Linked DNA regions of Homo sapiens: region 2 is linked to region 1. A link is an interaction called in ENCODE POLR2A ChIA-PET data of the cell type or tissue named here. Cell type or tissue: OCI-LY7. All regions are shown on one strand. Links, peaks and the distances in the headings refer to the core of each region. The heading gives the core; the rest is flanking DNA. Region 1 has its middle 11 kb from the start of DNTT. Region 2 overlaps PIK3AP1 (phosphoinositide-3-kinase adaptor protein 1).

What was found. ChIA-PET counts read pairs that join two places held together with the same protein. Peaks named below come from ENCODE experiments on the same cell type or tissue, not always from the same donor. Only the 100,000 strongest peaks of a DNase experiment are listed, where the experiment ranks them.
Region 2: POLR2A ChIA-PET joins it to region 1 with 7 read pairs; 1 of 35 experiments calls an interaction of 5 or more read pairs at or near these places.

What each region holds. Positions count from the first base shown.
Region 1 is chr10:96,291,054-96,295,457 of GRCh38, forward strand. No RefSeq gene overlaps it. Among named protein-coding and RNA genes, the nearest start is that of DNTT, 11 kb to the right of the region's middle. In OCI-LY7, for the core only: a CTCF peak has its summit at 2,401; DNase peaks (open chromatin) are centred at 2,118, 2,428 and 2,708; H3K4me3 peaks cover 1,832 bases; H3K27ac peaks cover 4,000 bases.
Region 2 is chr10:96,692,836-96,697,239 of GRCh38, forward strand. All of the region lies in intron 2 of PIK3AP1 (phosphoinositide-3-kinase adaptor protein 1), which reads right to left. Among named protein-coding and RNA genes, the nearest start is that of PIK3AP1, 25 kb to the right of the region's middle. RefSeq lists a silencer at 2,674-2,723. In OCI-LY7, for the core only: no CTCF peak of the experiment used is centred there; a DNase peak (open chromatin) is centred at 2,656; H3K4me3 peaks cover 2,390 bases; H3K27ac peaks cover 2,961 bases.

The sequences.
Region 1 (4,404 bases), core at 212-4,211:
TCCAAATAACAACAGATACAATTCAGAAAGAGCTAAGAGCCTCATCTAACATTCTGCAGCTTAGACCTCCTCCTGCTGCCAAATTTAGAAGTCATGGACCTTCGTGTATTCTTTCAAAAGTTAACTAGGTTTTAAATAAGTGGAGAAAATATGGATTATTTAATAAAAGAATCTAGGACAAGTAGGAAGCTACTTGGGGGAAGAGAAACTTGGATCCAATACCTCACTTGTTACACAAAAATAAATTCCAGTGGATTAAAGATTTAAATGTGAAAATAAATCCCTAAAAAACCTAGAAGAGAACATCATTCCCATCCCTCACCATCCCACTCCACCCCATCCCACCCGCTGCTGCTTAGGGTTTAGAATCTCTGAGTGGGAAAGGGCTAAGTATGACACAAACAGAGAAGCCATAAAGAATAAGATTGATATATTTGACTACATTTAAAAGATCTGCATGTTTAAAAGTCACCACCATTAACCAAGTCAGAAGTCAGAAAACAAATCGGGGGAAGTATTTGAAACCTATACTCAGGAAGAAGACTAATTTTGTCATATATAAGCAAATCACACAAATAAATAAGGAAACACACACACCCAATAAAACATAAGCAAAAGATAGAAAGGATGGTTTATAGAAATACTCGTAGCCCTTAAATAGATGAAAAGATGCACAACCTCACTCATATTGAAGAAAAAGCAAATGAAAACTCCACTGGGATAGCTTCTTCTACATTTCATATTTGCAAGCAACCCAAAGTTTGAGAGTACACCATGTGTGATGAGCGTGAGACAACGGGCCCATCACCTCTCCGGTGTGTAATCTGAGTGTAAACTGGTACATTGTCAATGGAGAGCAATTTGCAGATTGGCAATAGCTATACAAATTTAAATGCACATATAGAGGATTTAAGCAAATTATCTGTCATCAAAATGCCATCAAGTGTAAATGATAGAACTTGGATTTGACTCCAAACCCCATGCTATTGGCACAGTCCAGAGCTGGAAGACTACACAACCAGAGCAGCCTCTATCTACACATTAAACAGCTATTTAATATGTACCTATGAATGCAAGTAACATTTTCCATTTTTAATATTTAAATTTTCCTATAGATTTAGGGGGTGTAAGTGTTGTTTTGTTACATGGATATAATAGTTATAAAAAGTCCAGGCTTTTAGTGTAGCCATTACCTGAATAGTATATATTGTACTCATTCAGTAATTTTATAATATCTCCCCCTCTGTCCCACACCCTTCCAAGTATCCAATGTCTATTATTCCACTCTTTAGGTCCATGTGTACACAAGATTTAGCTCCCACTTGTAAGTGAGAACATGCAGTATCTGACTTTCTGTGTCTGAGTTATTCACTTAAGATAGTGGCTTCCAGTTCCATCCATGTTGCTGCAAGAGACATAATTTCATTCTTTTTTTCGTGGCTGAGTAGTACTCCATTGTATATTTCATATATATCACATTTTCTTTAACCAATCATCCATTGATGAACACTTAGGTTGATTTCATATCTTTCCTGTTGTGAATAGTTCTGCAACAAACATACCATTGTAACACATTCAATTTTTAAAAACAGACTTATTTTTTAGAGCAGTTTTAGGTTCACAGCAAAATTGAGCAGAAGGTAAAGAGATATCTCACACACCTTGTGCCCTTACAAATGCATAGCCTCCCCCATTCCCAGCGTCCCCCACCAGAGTGGTACATTTGTTAGAATCGGTGAGCCTACGCTGATACATCATTGCCACCCAAATTCTGTAGTTTACACAGGAGGGTTCGCTTTTGGGTTTGGGTAAACGTATAATGACCATTATAAGTGTCATACAGAGTAGCTTCACTGCCCTAAACATCCCCTGTGCTCTGCCTAGGCATCCCTCAACTTCTTTAATTTTCATGATAAAATTGGAAGAAAAGTGTTTATTATGTATGTTTTATGTATGAAGAGACTGCAGCTCAGAGAGGTTAAGTTTATTGCCCACAGCCACATAGCTGCTAAGTGGCAAAACCAGGCTCAAAGCCAGGGCTAGCTTTTCTTTCTACAGAACTGCTGCCTCCAACACCTGCCTCTGCCCTGAGCATGTTGCCCTCTAGAATCCGAAAAGCTCTGTAGGTGGAGGGACTTGTGTTACAAGATGCTGGTCCTCAAGATTTGTTGGTCAAATGAATGAATGGTGTAATTCTGATGTTTGCCTTTGCAGATAAAGAGAATGCTGCCTTTTTTCTGCACAAAGAAAAACAATTACAAAGCAGAAAACAAAGCAGTGAAGGCTAAAAGGAATATTAAAATTTTCTGAAATAAAGTTAGTTATTCACAGTAAAATACTCCAGACTTTCTCCAACAGGGCCTTTGCTTTATAACCCAGAGGACTTTTAGGATAGAAAATACTGACACCAAATGGTGACAAGTAGAACTCCCATGTCTGGGACAATAGAAACATCTGAAATGAACTCTGCTCTGTCTGGCCGGCTCACTGAATGACTGCACTAGTTCCCAGAAAAATTGTCTTGTCAACAGCGCTCAACAAGTTTCATTTTGCCGCATTTCCCACACTTGTATGTCAGGATTTGCTCCCAAGAAGCCGGTATTCCTTCTCTGCCACCAGAATCCCAGAACACGCCAGGTGCAGCCCACTGTTGGCTGCACTCTTAAGTCCTAGTTTTCTCTGCCTTGGTCTACAGTGCGTGAATGTGCATATCCACATATGCACATGCAAATGGATGTATGCATGTGTATATTCATAAACTCATGTTTCAGGGTCCAAAATCCCTCACCTTTCCTTATGTATACAGAGAAAATGTGAGCTTTGTTATTTTGTCTATAGAAGAGCTGATTTACTTTCTTCTTGCTGGGATGTGGGAAAAGAACTAAAGCTTAGTTCCATCTTGCCATTTCAGTCCAATCCAATAGTTTTAACTGTCCCATCAGATAATTCAGTTTTCTCTGCTTTGATAACTTCAGGAAATGTAATATCTTTCAAAGTTCTGTCCCTTCCCTTCAAGGTGGTATCCGGGTACATGGGAGACGCATGTGGCTATTTGTCTTTGTGGCATTGTAGAACACTGTCTCATGGGTTGGCTGGTGAAGTGGAGCTGGTACTCAACAGGGAGGAAATACCTTCCAATGCCCTGCTTTCTGCCATCTGGCAAGGGCTTGGTGGTGCAAGTTTGAGTTGTCCAGACTATAAAGGAAAATGCCTCACCAATTAAAAGTAGTTGTTTAATTTAACAAACCCAAATATCAATAGAGAGTAGGGAAGGAGTCTATGCCTCTCTATCTTTTTAGCTTTACATGAAGGAGGACAACTGGAGTTATCCATCTCAGCCGTGCTCAACAAATATTCTAAACCAGTGGTTTTTCAAGGTCGGTGGCACAGGAGGATAACTATGGAGTTTGTAAAAAACATGAATACTCACCCCCACCCCCACCCTTTGGGATTCAGATTCTATTAGTGTGCAATGGAGCCTGTTCACTGATATTTTAAAAACTCAGGTAGTTTATTGTGTAGCCAGGGTTGTGAACCAAAGTTCTACACAGAGAACAAATATTTATGTAACAATGTATTCATGTAACAGGCAAACTGGGTTTTTGTTTGTTTGTTTTTGCTTTGTATCCATTGCTCTGGGCTGAATGTTTGTTTCATCCACAAATTCACATGTTTTTGCCTTAATCCCCCATTTGAGATTAGGTGTATTTGGAGTTATACCTTTGGGAGTAATTAGGACATGAGTGTGGAGCCCTCCTGAACGGGATTAGTGCCCTTAAAGGAGGAAACACGAGAGAGATGATCTCGTTCCCCACCATGTGAGGATACAGCAAGAAGGTGGCCATCTGCAAACCAGAGCTAGTGCCCTCACCAGGAAACTTTTCAGCTGGCACCTTGATGTTGGATTTCCCAGACTCTAGAATGGAGAGAAATAAACTTCTCTGGTAATTTTGTTACAGCATCCTGAAGTGACTAAGACACCCTGGTGATCTGGGAGACTCCAATGTGTGGAATTTACCTAGTTTTCCTCTAAGAGCTGCCAGCCTCCTCTTGGATTTTCCTGGCACTCTTCCCCTTCTCTCCCTGTGCCCTCCTCCTAAGTTATCTAAGGCAAACCTCTTCCTCCAGTAGAAGTTCTTTCTGTTGGACACTCTTCTGCCCTTTCTAATAGAGCTGAGATTTACTAGTAGTACATAGGTTTACTTCCGCTGAGAATAAGTAATCTGCTCTCTCAGAAGCTTTGGAAAGGAGCTAGGCCCTTTTTCACCAAGTTAAAACATTTCAGTTAAATATAATCACACCATTTAGCACCTAATTATAAACTATTACCTCCACAATTTAAAAATATTGAATATGAGATTTTGTTATTTTTAAAAAGTAAACAATTACTCACAGAGCTTTATA
Region 2 (4,404 bases), core at 160-4,159, 400 kb after region 1:
TTTTTCAAAATAAAAGTCCCAATCAAGAATTTATTTTTGTATTTACTATGAAATTTTAACCCAGGCTTAATTGTATCTACCTTAAATGAGCTTTTCCCAGGATCAGTTGTCTTCAGATTATGAGGGCTTCCTAAACCTGCCTTGTTGCCATTCCTGCCATTGTTGCAGCTTTCATCCATTGCTCCTTGCCCTGTCCACTGTAGAAACATAGAAAAGGCCCTGCCCCTCTGTTCTTCCATGTGACAGGCCTTCAAAACTCTGATAGTTCTCGTGGCTCCAATAAAACTTTTCTTTACAACAAGTTCACTTCCTTCAACTATTTCTCATCTGACAGAATTTGAAATTCTCACATTCATTCTATTCAGTCGTTCAACAATTTATTGAGGGCCTGCCATGTCAAGTACTGTTACAGGCCCCAGGAAGACAGCAGTGAGCAATCCCCCCAACTTCCCACCCCACCCTGCTCTTCTGAGGGAGGCTTCCATTCTGTTAAAGGGACAATAAACAAAATGGGCGAATAAATGAATGGATGGCTGGACAGATGGACAGACGGATGGATAACTGGATGGATAGATGGAAAGATGAATAGTTGGATAGATAGATGAGTGGATGGATGGATGGATGGATGGATGGATGATTTGTGTGTGTACTCCTCGTTCAGCCTGCCACTAAAATGTTGAATACTTCTCCAGATAAGCTGACAAATGCAGGGTAGAGGAAGAGCTTCTTCTCTGATGCCAATACTTCTGTTCATAAACCTTCACGTAACACTTTCTTGGAAGTGACATTGCTCTGTTGACTCATGTCTTCAACTAAAGCCACCAGATCTTACATATGCTACTCTTAAAATACATATCCCTTTATCCTGTTCTTGTGCAACTGTTGGACTCTGTGCAGAATTTTATATTGATCCTTATTACTTTGCAACAGACACACATTTAGAATGTAAAATCTGCAAACTGCGGGAACATATTAATATATGCACATCAGCATCACTGCTGTCTACAAACTTAAGAAGTAAAATGCTAATTTTAAAATTAAGTGCTTGAATAAAGCTACTCTAAAAGTTTAGATAGTCCTAATTACTACTATGAAAAAATGACTGCCCTGCCTGAAAGCCATAGTTAACCTGGGCTCTAGGATACCATTAAATAGCCAAGCATGTAACATTTGCCATAATTACAAGCTGGGCCTTTTCTTCTCTTTTTCAAGATGGTTGCTCAGGACAGTCATTTTTTTCTTTAAAGGATGCTGTAAGGACCTATCAAAGAGGCCCCCATGATATCTCAGGTCTGCTTTATGATTCAAAGGGAGCATCCTTCATACCTCTGGATACTCCTGGCATTAAGTAATAGGGTAACACTGTTTAGTGTCCCTCTCCTGCTAGGACACATAAACTTCACAATGGCAGGGGGTGCATCTGACTTTTTCATCAAGTCTCCCCTGGATCTTGCACAGTGCTGCACCCATGGCAGACACTCCATAAACTCAATAAATATTTGATGAATATAAACATAAATTTACAGTCTCATCTATGCCACTAACTGTGTAATACTGGGCAAGTCATCTAACCCCTCTGGGTCCTACTTTGTTCATTTTAAACTAAAGGGATTAGTCCAGATGATCCCAAAGTTTCCTTTTCCCTTCCCTCCCCTCCCCTCCCTTCCCCTCCCCTTCGCTTCCCTTCTCTCCCTCCTTTCTTTCTTTTTTTTTTTTTTTTCAGGGTCTCCCTCTGTTGCCTAGGCTGGAGTGCAGTGGGGCTGTCCTAGCTCACTGAAGTCTTGGATTCCTGAGCTCAAGCGATCCTCCCACCTCAGTCTCTCAAGTAGCTGGGACCACAGGTGCATGCCACCACGCCTAGATAATTATTTTACTTTATTTTTGTAGAGATGGAGGTCTTGCTATATTGCCCAGGCTGGTCTCAAACTCCTGGGCTCAAGCAATCCTCCCGCCTCAGCCTCCCAAAGTGCTGCACTGGCCCTTTTCTAATGTTCATATTCCATATTTCCATCTTGTTGACTCAATGGCTTCTTGCCTCTGTTTCCCCATCAAAGACTCTAAAGCTAGATTGTTTTGCAGAGTATGGGCAAGTTTTAATCACATGCATGCCCCGGACCATGGGAAAGACTAGGGCAAAACACTGTTTTAAAGGATTTCTATAACCTACGGGGATTCCTAATTCAAGTGACTACAAAATAAAAATAAATATTTAGTCTGCCAAATAACTATACAGTTATTTCAGCATTACATTTTTCCAGAAAAAAATCTATAACACAAAAACACAATCACAGTCAGAGATCTTTTCTGGCAACAAACTCAGGCTTTGAGCAAGGATATTCAGAAAATTTTAGAAAATAAAAGGAAAACCCTGGTTCAGAACAAGTTAACAGGTTGGTTCTGTTTGGAATACTAAATGCCAGATCCTGCAACAGAAATGTTTTCCCACATTTCACATGCTCTAAAAGCCGAGTCAACTGCTAGTGCTAATATTATTCTATCTGCTAGTTATGATGAACGTCCTTCCTATCTTATTGCAAGCTTTAACTGCAACTACAGCCTCAAACATTAGCTGTACATGTAAAAAGAAACTTATTTTAGTCTAATTTAAAAGTAGAGCATTTTCATTTCATCATCAGCCTCCCCCGCTATTTCCTGTGTTATCAGATGTTGGAGAGTAAACCAGCAGTCTGTGAAACTGGCAAGCTGGTAGACAAAATAGGCATATTCAACCAGCATTTTCTTAAATAAGAACCTAAGATGGTCTGACTTCTTAATGGTGATGGAGAAGATGCACATATTCAGAAGTTATAAACCCAGAAGAAAAAGTACCAAGGAATTCCCAAAATGACTAACCCAATTCTAGAGGTTTCCTCCAAAACTCTATAGATTGCCTCACTTTTATGCTCTCCTTTAAAAAAAAAAAAAGACACAGCCAATTTAATCTCTGCAGAGACAGACCTATACATATCCCAAGGAACTAACAATTCCAATTGTTAACTAGCTCCTAGACTGGCATACTTAATTCTTCTGTGGGACAGGTTGTTGTATCTGGCACATTTTTAAGTATGGACACAGAAAAATACATGTGCTGTGTAGGCTCCTGTTTGAACTTGAAGAGTAATTTTCTGTTTAGAAACACCCTATGTTACCGAAGACAAATTTGCTCCATGGAAATGGTTGACAATCCAAAGGGCATCAAGCCTCTACATAAGATGCTCATGGGAGGGACATCTTTTCTGCAACTGGGACATTCAAAATGGTCCCAAGAGTTAGGAAAATGGATAATAACTCATGAATATACTCACTCCTCCAGTCATCCATCCAACCACCATTTACTAGGCATCTACCACACATAAAACATTGTCAGTAAGAGACCAGTATTGTTTTTCTAAACGTAAACAGTGAAAATTTTAAAAGTCCCCAAGTTTTTCCCCACAGAACAGGCAATTTTGATCAATTACTGATTTTGTTAATTTTTCTGTGTCTTAGAAAACCAACTGTCCTATTTCAGTCTAAATTTTACCAAACTGGCTGAAACTGAAAATTTTCTGCCCAGAATGAAGACCATATGACAAGCCCTATTGTGGTTTCAATAATTTCTCCAATGGGCAGATCAAGAATCATTTAAGGCATTAAATCATCCTCTTTCCTGGGCCATCTCAGACCTACTCTGGGTCATGTGAATGGCTGGTGGAAACCAAATTGAAAAGCTGCGAAAACATCCTGTAATAACAGGGAAATTAACAAACCCATTCTGTAATGCATATTTACCCCCATTTCCTCTGCCCCCATTATCTTTCTATGAACCCACATGCATAAATCTTCATGCAGACCATAGTAAACAGTACATGTAAAATGTTAAATACATACATTCCTTCATATCCACACAGATAATGGTATAATGTGATATACTCCTAAGACTCAACTTGAGCTAATGTCCATAAACAGAAAGTTATTATTAATGCATTTAAAGTTTCATTTAAAATTCTATTGTGAAGGATAATTTGTTAGCTGAAGTGAATACACTACCATACCTTGATAGGATTTGGAAAAATATTAGATCGAGACCCAGTAATGAAATGCAAGGTATGTAAAATCACACATAGTTGGAATTAAGAAATTTCATGGTTGTAAATGTCTGAGATGTCAACATATTTTTCCCATAAGCATTTTAAAGAGAACAAAAATAGATACAGAGTGGCCAAGTGAATTGCCTCAGGTGGCTCAACCAGTTTCTGTAATCTGGAAATACACACCCTTATTCTCTTACTGATTGTCATAAAGATTGTAGTAACCTAAGAAGACATCAGCCTAAATTTGACAAGAGTCAAAATATGACTCCGTGATAAGTAGCTGTTCTCTCGTTATAGGTATTAGCCCACCCCGAGTGAGTGACGGTGCAGT